Regions from separate parts of the Homo sapiens genome. Here region 2 is linked to region 1. Evidence: chromatin contacts called from ENCODE Hi-C data. All regions are on one chromosome and are shown on one strand. The core of a region is the stretch at or near the end of the contact, and the rest is flanking DNA. Distances in the headings are between cores, read along the strand shown. Region 1 holds the start of MPC2 (mitochondrial pyruvate carrier 2). Region 2 holds the start of COP1 (COP1 E3 ubiquitin ligase).

What was found. Hi-C counts contacts between places; a loop is a spot of excess contacts on that map. Pooled maps may share reads with other maps.
Region 2: a loop to region 1 is called in a map of CD8-positive, alpha-beta T cell, with 20 times the contacts of the local background. The contact joins the promoter of COP1 here to the promoter of MPC2 in region 1. A Hi-C loop is called at or near these places in 1 of 168 maps with a recorded cell type or tissue (CD8-positive, alpha-beta T cell), 1 of 37 single-sample maps with no recorded cell type and 7 of 50 pooled maps.

The regions. Positions count from the first base shown.
Region 1 is chr1:167,934,503-167,938,638 of GRCh38, forward strand. MPC2 (mitochondrial pyruvate carrier 2) reads right to left here and starts at 2,570. Exons shown (of 6, transcript NM_001143674.4): 1 at 2,437-2,570; 2 at 1,231-1,396. The coding sequence starts at 1,339. DCAF6 (DDB1 and CUL4 associated factor 6) reads left to right here and starts at 2,181. Exons shown (of 22, transcript NM_001198956.2): 1 at 2,181-2,506. The coding sequence starts at 2,410. RefSeq lists enhancers at 1,197-1,306, 1,757-2,066 and silencers at 1,477-1,646, 2,247-2,316, 2,347-2,586.
Region 2 is chr1:176,205,943-176,209,924 of GRCh38, forward strand. COP1 (COP1 E3 ubiquitin ligase) reads right to left here and starts at 1,344. Exons shown (of 20, transcript NM_022457.7): 1 at 630-1,344. The coding sequence starts at 1,036. It overlaps COP1-DT (COP1 divergent transcript), which reads left to right and starts at 1,723. Exons shown (of 5, transcript NR_185981.1): 1 at 1,723-1,929. RefSeq lists silencers at 782-1,141, 1,172-1,381 and an enhancer at 1,882-1,951.

The sequences.
Region 1 (4,136 bases), core at 1,320-3,819:
AACTGTCCTTAATGATCAGTTTTATAATGGGTTCAATGTTGCAGTAAATAATATTAAGGGTTAGAGTATAATCCAGATGTTCAATTCATTCCATTATCAAACTGGAAATCAGATTTAGTAACCAGTTCAGACTCCAGAGAGCTGGTTCATAATCAGATAATGGGGGAACTAGACAACTTTCCTAATGATACCAACTACAGAATACAGATTTTAACTATGTAGGAGAATAAAAGCCACTTTTCGGGTAGCACTTCAGTCTTTCAATTTACAACACATTTTCTAGTTTGCCAAGTCTTAGGCTTGAAACAGACCTCAGAATATATCTGATGTTAGCCCCTAGCAAATAAGTATTATTACAACTCACTTTATAGAAGAGGTAACAGAATTCTAGATCTTTAATAAAGGGATTGGAATCTTTCAGTTTCTTACAGTTTTTTTTTTCAACCACAAGAACACAGTTTTCCAGTAGGCAAAGAGAGATGTAACGTTTACTGAGCATTTACAAAGAGTCAAGCACATATGTTATCTGTCATTCTCATAGACCGCGTATTACACAAACAGAGATCTAGGCTTTTGCTCAAGGTCACAACTATAAGTGGTAGAAGAGAATGATATCCAGGTCTGTCCACACAAAAAGCTCTGGGTAGAGCTTGTTCAACAATTTCATAAATAAGGATAGACTTAAAAAAACACACTGGACCTATGGGATGAGAAATGACACTGACTCAAGCCTGGATGAAGTAAAGCATGCAGTTTGGGGGAGGGCTCAGTCTGCAGGCCTCTGCCAGCAGCAGCTGAAGAAAGTGACCTTTACTCCAAACCCTACAGTGCGACAAACCACCCATCCAGCTCTGCCTAGAGTGGGTTAATATGCCACAATTCGAAAAGAGAAAGAGAATGAGTGTTTCATGGTGGCCCCAGACAGTTTGGTGGCCGCAGAAGTTGAGAAGGCTCAAATCTGGAGATCAGGTTTGGGTTGGAGTCGTGCGTAAGGGAGCGGATGTCACATAGGTGGGGAAGGGAGCTGACTTGAGATACGTTGGCTTAGGAAGAGATGTTGCAGGAGAGAGGGTGAAATGCACAGGCTAGGAGAGTAGACGGCTTCACTTGAAGGGAAGGGATTGGGGCTGTGGATGCCTCTAGAGGCAGTTGTCAGAGGGCCTCTAAAAGGTCCATTTTAGAGGAAGCGAGAAGGAAGGTCTCGATAAGGAGCCATTCAGGGTCCATTACCTGCTGGATGGTTGTACAACGGCCTCAATTTCTCGGGCAGCATCAGCTCCACTTTATCGAGGAGCCGGTGGTAGGTGGCCCGCAGGCCTCGGGCACCGGCGGCCGACATCGCCGCCGAGGGATCGTTGGCAGCCGGGTGGGAGCGTGGCTGTGTTCTCGTCCCTGGCTGACAACGAAGGGGAGCTAGTCACTTTTCCTGCCACGACGACTCGCGTCCGCCTCTCGCCTGGAGTACCCTTCCCGCGGCTTTCCCTGCCCGCTGTGAACCGAAAAGCTGCGGCCCGCGCCCCGCGAAGGTTGAGGGGGCGGAGGCTGCCGACTGCCAGCCCCCGGTCCGCCTCCGGCCCCCGGCAGGAGAGAGGGAGGAGCCATGGCAACAGGTGCCAAAATAATCACCTCACCAAGTCTGCGCTGCGCCCTGCTGGCAGCGCGCTTGCGCAGGCCGAGCTGCCCGCCATGATTGGCCCGCCCCGAGGCGCGGGCGGGGTCGAGCGGAAACCTCCTCCTTCTCCCCATGCCCTCGAGGCCATGTTGGAGAAGGGAAAGTGAAGCTGCGCTGGTTCTACTGCCCTTTCACTTTGATTAAGCAGGCCCGTAGTTAAAATGGGTTTTTGGGCCTTCAGTGCCTAAAGATGATGCCGCACAATTCTCTTGCTTCTTTTCACTGGAGACTCGTGAGCGAGAGACTACAGAATTGAGTAGCTTCTCTCTCTACTCGTCTTTTATCCCTAGCGACTTAAGGATCTGGTTAGAGTGGCCCGAATGCATTCTTCCAGGGTGAGGGCAGCCGCAGCACACACCAGCCTCAGTCCCCAGGGTGGTCGTCATCTCGCGAGAAAGGGTTGGCGGGGAGGGTATCCAGGACGAGGAGAGGGAGGAGTCGCCATCGCCTCCGCCTCCGCCTCCTCCTGTTGGAGGGGGGCTGAGGGAGGAGACTGTTGCTGATCTTTGGATGTTCTGGTTAGTCTAAGAAGGAGAGTATGAGGCGAGCTCCGGCCCGGGTGCGGCCGGGCTTCAGGGGCCCAGGCGCCGCTGCTGCCACCGCCATCTAACGCTGCGCCCTGGAGGCCCGGCGCGCGGATGGTGCCGGTGCGGCTCGGGTGTTGAAACGGGTGTCCCCTCCCCCTCCTCCCCTCCCCCACGCGGTGGTCTCCCCTCCCACCCGGCTCAGGCAGAGCCATGTCTCGGGGTGGCTCCTACCCACACCTGTTGTGGGACGTGAGGAAAAGGTCCCTCGGGCTGGAGGACCCGTCCCGGCTGCGGAGTCGCTACCTGGGTGAGCGGGGGCCCCGGGGCGGAGGCGCTGAGGTCGCCGCCTAGAGTGGGGGAGGGGGCACGCTGCCGGGTCTGTTGGAGGTGGGACGGCGTCTCGGTGGGGGCGCCCGGAGACTCTGGGGTGTTGGGTGGGGCCTTGGTTGCCGAATTCCGTGCCGGTGCCTCCCCCAGTCAAGCCCCCTGTGCATGCTGCCAGCCGCCGCCCTTGCTGGGTTTTTCTCGGAGGGCCGGGCCGTGGGCAGAAGGTACTGGCTTGTAAAGGTGTTGGGGTCGCTGATGGGTTGGGACTCGGGAGACTTGCGGAACCTCCAGGAGCTGCCGCGTTTAGAGCAAAAGTTAGCTCTTTTGCTCTTTTCCAGCGCGCTTTCCCCGCTCAGCCGAAGAACCTAAGTTGTTGCCCACCCTCTCCTTCAATCTCCAGAGGGTTTAGGTGTCGGCTGCGACGCGTTGACCACCCTCAGGGACTTCACGCTCCAGACAGAATCCGTGTAAACTGTTTTTGCGGCGCTGAGCCAAAACCTAAAAGTGATAGCTGAGCTCTCCCCACCCCCGCGCGCTCTCCCAGTTCCACTCTGCTCTTCAGTTCGTTTTGACCGCTTAAAGGTGGTGTAGGGTTTCACGTTCCTCTTCCCACCCCTGGAAAACACACTTGGCATTTACAGTTTCGTAGTTAAGCTTTCTAAAAACAACCTTCAGTACTTGGGGGAACAGTATTCCACTTTTTTCGTTTTGCATAACATTTTTTTTTTGAGGATTCTAGGTCACGCCCGAGTCAACTAAAAAGTTTGGTTTCTTAAAAATGGACGTACTTAGTAAAGGTCTTTTTTGTTTCTTCCTGTATACTCTTCATTACTCTTTCTTTCTATTTGGAGATACGGCAAACAACATCATAAAATTTTTTTCTTTCCAGTTTTGCCACTTGCTAGTTAAAAAGTGTTTGTTGCTCTCATTTGTTTTTGATTTCAAGTAAAGAGAAGAAAATGAAATCTCATTACAACCAACAGTTCTGGTTTGTAAATTATTTAAGAAAAGTTAGCATGCAATTTTTTAATTCTTTTTAGTGTCTCAAGTAAAATACGAATACATTTTGTTTATAAAAACTCAATAAAAATGAAGCAAAAATCCCTTTGATCCCTCCCATTCAATTTCACTCCGCCACCCTTAGAAATAATATTTTCTGTTTTCTGAATATTCTTCCAGACCTTTTTGTTTGCATTCTTACAAGTACATATGTACATGTACAAATGCTGGGGTGTGTGTGTGTTTGTGTGTGTATGAGAGAGACACCTGAGTGCATGGTGTCATATTGTAAACATTGTTTTCACTTCTCCACATTTTGGAGATCTTTCCATGGCAGTAAAAATAGATTGATTCTGTCTTTTAAATTATTACATAGTAGGTAACATTATGAAGTACCATAGGGTACTCAACCTTTCTTCTTTAAGTAGACGTTCGCCCTTACAGCATTTTAATGAACATCATTCTACAAGCTTCTGTGCATTTGTTGTAGGATAAGTACCTAGAGTGGTGATTAATCATTTTAAAATTGAACATAGCTGGAGTCTGGTTTTTAAAACTATTTACCAAAAAAAGTGTGCAGTATTTCTTTTAGAATTTATTTGCGGAGAAAG
Region 2 (3,982 bases), core at 94-2,593, 8.3 Mb after region 1:
CTTTGACTACAGTCGTCTCAACAGCCGATTCCTAAGTGGCCCATCCTTTGAAATGGAAGAAGATATTTACACATACATACGATAGGTACTTACATTATTATAAAAAGCATGTCTTTATAAGACATCCATGCTTATGTTTACAGCATCATCTACCATACTTCAAATAAATTTTGACCAACTCCACCCCTCTGCATCCGAGGAAGCTTAGTCCTCTCCATTTGCAAATTTCATTCATCTCAACAAGGACTCCTGATTGACTGAGTGTTCAATTCATCAGAGAGGCAAAAATTTTAAGACTCAACCTCTCTGCCAACTTTGTTATCCAAAACCATTTATTTGACCTTCCACCTCTTCCCTCGTCATTCGTTAAACTCCCTTCACTTCCTCCTCAGCAACACTTACCTACCTCTTTATTATCCCCACCCTGCCTCGCTACTCCAACATTCCTTCACCCCACCAACCAGGAGCTCGAATGCCTGCAAACGCTCGATTCCCTCTGCAGACACCACCACAGCACCAGTATCCCAAGCTCTCCAACAAGCCACCCCCACACCAGACCCCCCGCCCCCAAGCCTAAGCGGCAGAAACTCATAATTTAGGGACAAGGAGGGAGTGCTCTTCAAACCCACCATACGAAGTCGTTGCTTTTGTCCTCGTAGGAGTTGATGAGCCCGTTGCAGAGGGGGGCGAGGAGAGGTCGCTTCCTGCTGCCGCTGCCTAGGCTGGAGCTGCTGCCTCCTACGCCGGCGCTGGGCCTGGCCGCGCAGCTGTGCCGGGACAGGCCCGTGGACACCGCCCCGCCGCCGCTACCCGATACGGCGGGCGCCACCAACACAGGCCGCACCGGGCCCCCGAGGCCGCCCGAGCCGGCGGCCTGGGCCACCCCGCCGGACACCAGCGCTGCCGCCGAAACCGCCACGGAAGGCGGCGACGGGGAAGAGGATAAAGACGAGGAGGCGGAAGTCACCGAGGAGGCCGCCGAGGACCCGGGGCTTGTCCCAGCGGAGCCCGACCCGGCCTGGCGGCTACCAGACATCGTGACTCCCTCCCCTCCAGCCGGGCGCTCGGAGGAGAGGGACCGCGACCTCGACCCTCCGCCGCCTCCCCTCCCCTCAGCCTCAGTGCATCCTGAGGACGCCCGCCGAGCCGGAGGTGGGGCTGAGGAACAATAAAGTTGCGTTTTTTTTTAAGGCAGCCACACAACAGCGTCCCACGGGAGGGGGCGGAGGAAACTAAAAAAGCGGAGTAGAAGGCACTACCGCTGTCGAGGCCGCCGCCGCCACCGCGGTCCCTGTAGCAGCCAACCCCGGCGCGCCGTGGCCGGCCGTGCGCGCGCGCGCGAGCGGCGGAAGAGGCGGGCGTGGCGGGGGATACAACTGGGGACGCAGCGGGGCTGCGCTCAGACGCTCAGGGCGCGCCCTCGGGGTCGGGGCTCCCTGGCGAAGGGAGTCTGTCTGTCCCAAGCCGCTTTCGTTCCAGAAAACGTGCCAGAGGGCAGGCCGTCTTAATACAGTGAAAGAATTGAGGAGACTGGAATGAATGGTATAGGTGGTGGGGTGGTTTGAAAGACGGGAACGTAGCGGGCGGAAACTCTCGAAAAGCGACTGCGCAGGCGCGCGCCGGGCGCGGACGCTCACGGGTCACCCAGGGTATCCGCCCCAAGCGGAGAATATCGGCGCAAGCGCGGAGTAGCCGTGTCACGCATGCGTGCGAACGCACCACATTCCGGAACGGGAAGAAGGAGCTGTCTCTCTCTTCTGAGGGGTAGGCAGGTGCTTCCGAATCGCGGAATGTAGGTGCTCATAAGCTGGAGACCCACGGAAAGAACCTAGAAGCTCCGAGCGGTTGCAGACAGCACTGCATTGAGCCAACGACTCCTGCTCTACTGATGGTGATTCCACAGCTTTGTGAGGAATAAGTTAAGATGAAGTCAGTGAAGTTTTCTGCGAATTGCAAACATTGTAGCAAGTGTTACCAATTTTATTAGTTCGACCACGACTTCACTCCTATATTTTGAAAAGCTGTTTGCCAAATTGAACATAACAATAATGGGAAAACAGATTTTGCTCAATCAGACCCAGCTCAGTCGGAACCTAGGTTTATTGTGGATCTGATATAATTCTAGCACAAAACAAGGAAACCTAGCATTTAATACCACCAGAAAATATACAATTTCTGGTAGGCTTTTTTAGAATATTGAAAATTGATTATAGGCGGGCGCGGTGGCTCATGCCTGTCATCGCAGCACCTTGGGAGGCCTAGGGGGTCGGATCACCTGAGCCTGGAGGTGAGGATCAGGCTGAACCTGAGGTTAGAGACCAGCCTGGGCAAGATAGCGAAACCCCGTCTCTACAAAAAGTACAAAAAATTAGCTGGGCATGGTGGCAGCAGGCCTGTAGTCCCAGCTACTCGGGAGGCTGACATGGGAGGATTGCTTGAGCTGGGGAGGTTGAGGCTGTAGGGAGCGGAGATCCCTACACTCCAGCCTGTGAGACAGAGACCCTGTCTCAAAAAAAAAAATTTTTTTCATTTGCCGCATTCTAAGGGGTGGGAGTTAGAAACAACTGTGTGATTTTATCCTTTTCAATTCTATCATTCTATGATTCTTATATATTTATTTGGGAATAAAGTGTGAAAATACTCATGACTTAGTAAACTACGTGCGTATTCAAGGAGGTAAAGGAAGGCAAAGGTTTTTAAAATTTAAAAAAAAATGAGAATTACATAATTGTTTTTAAACCGTTATCCTTGGCTACGAAGATCAATAACAAGGTGACACCAGTCGGAAACTGGACAGGAAGTTGCTGGGCAGATGTTTTTGCGGAAGTATTTTTTGTGTAAGATTGTGGCTTTTGGCCAGGTGCGGTGGCTGAGGCCCATAATTCCAACACTTTGGGAGGCCAAGGCGAGTGGATCACCTGAGGTCAGGAGTTCGAGACCAGCCTGGCCAACATGACGAAACCCTGTCCCTACTAAAAATACAAAAATTAACCGGGTGTGGTGGCATGCACCTGTAATCCCAACTACTCGAGAGTGTGAGGCAGGAGAATCGCTTGAACCCAGAAAGCGGAGGTTGGAGTGAGCCAAGGTCGTGCCACTGTGCTCCAGCCTGGGCAACAGAGCAAGACTCCATCTCAAAAAAAAAAAAAAGATTGTGGCTTTTGCAGGTTTTTGTGATAGTTTTTGTCATCAGGTGTGCAAGCATGAGACCCCTTCTCTTCATGACCTCTGAATCTATTTTTCAGTGTTTTAAAAAATATATTAGTGACTACCTCCCACCCCCTTTTGTTTAAGAGATGGGGCCCCCCACCCCCTTTTGTTTAAGAGATGGGGCCCCCCACCCCCTTTTGTTTAAGAGATGGGGCCCCCCCACCCCCTTTTGTTTAAGAGATGGGGCCCCCCACCCCCTTTTGTTTAAGAGATGGGGCCCCCCACCCCCTTTTGTTTAAGAGATGGGGCTGGGATGCAGTGACTGTTCACAGGCAAGTCTATAGCACAGTACAGCCCCCAAATTCCTGGGCTCAAGCAATCCTGCTGCCTCAGCCTCCCAAGTAGCTGGAACTGTAGGTGTGTACCACCGAGCCCATATAATTCCATTTTGATTACGACAGCTTTCACGGAAATTAGGCATTAAGTAGGGTAAAAACATTTATAATGTTTTAAAGATTAATTTTTTAGGAGATTAATCTTTCAGAAGAGGTGGGAAATTAGGAACAAAGACTAGGAAAAATTAAAGCAGTTCGAGCGTAAATGATAAGATTCTAGATTAGGATGGTGACAAAGAAAGGGAATATTCTGAGAAAAACACTAAGGAACTGATGGTATAAAGTTTAATTACTCTCTGTAAAACTGTCTTTACCATCCTTGAGAGTATGACCCATATCTGTCATATTCATCACTGTCTATATCAGTGCTTGACACAATGGTCAATATGTTGATTAAGTAAAAATGATGAAACACAAACAGAAATGACTCCAAACAT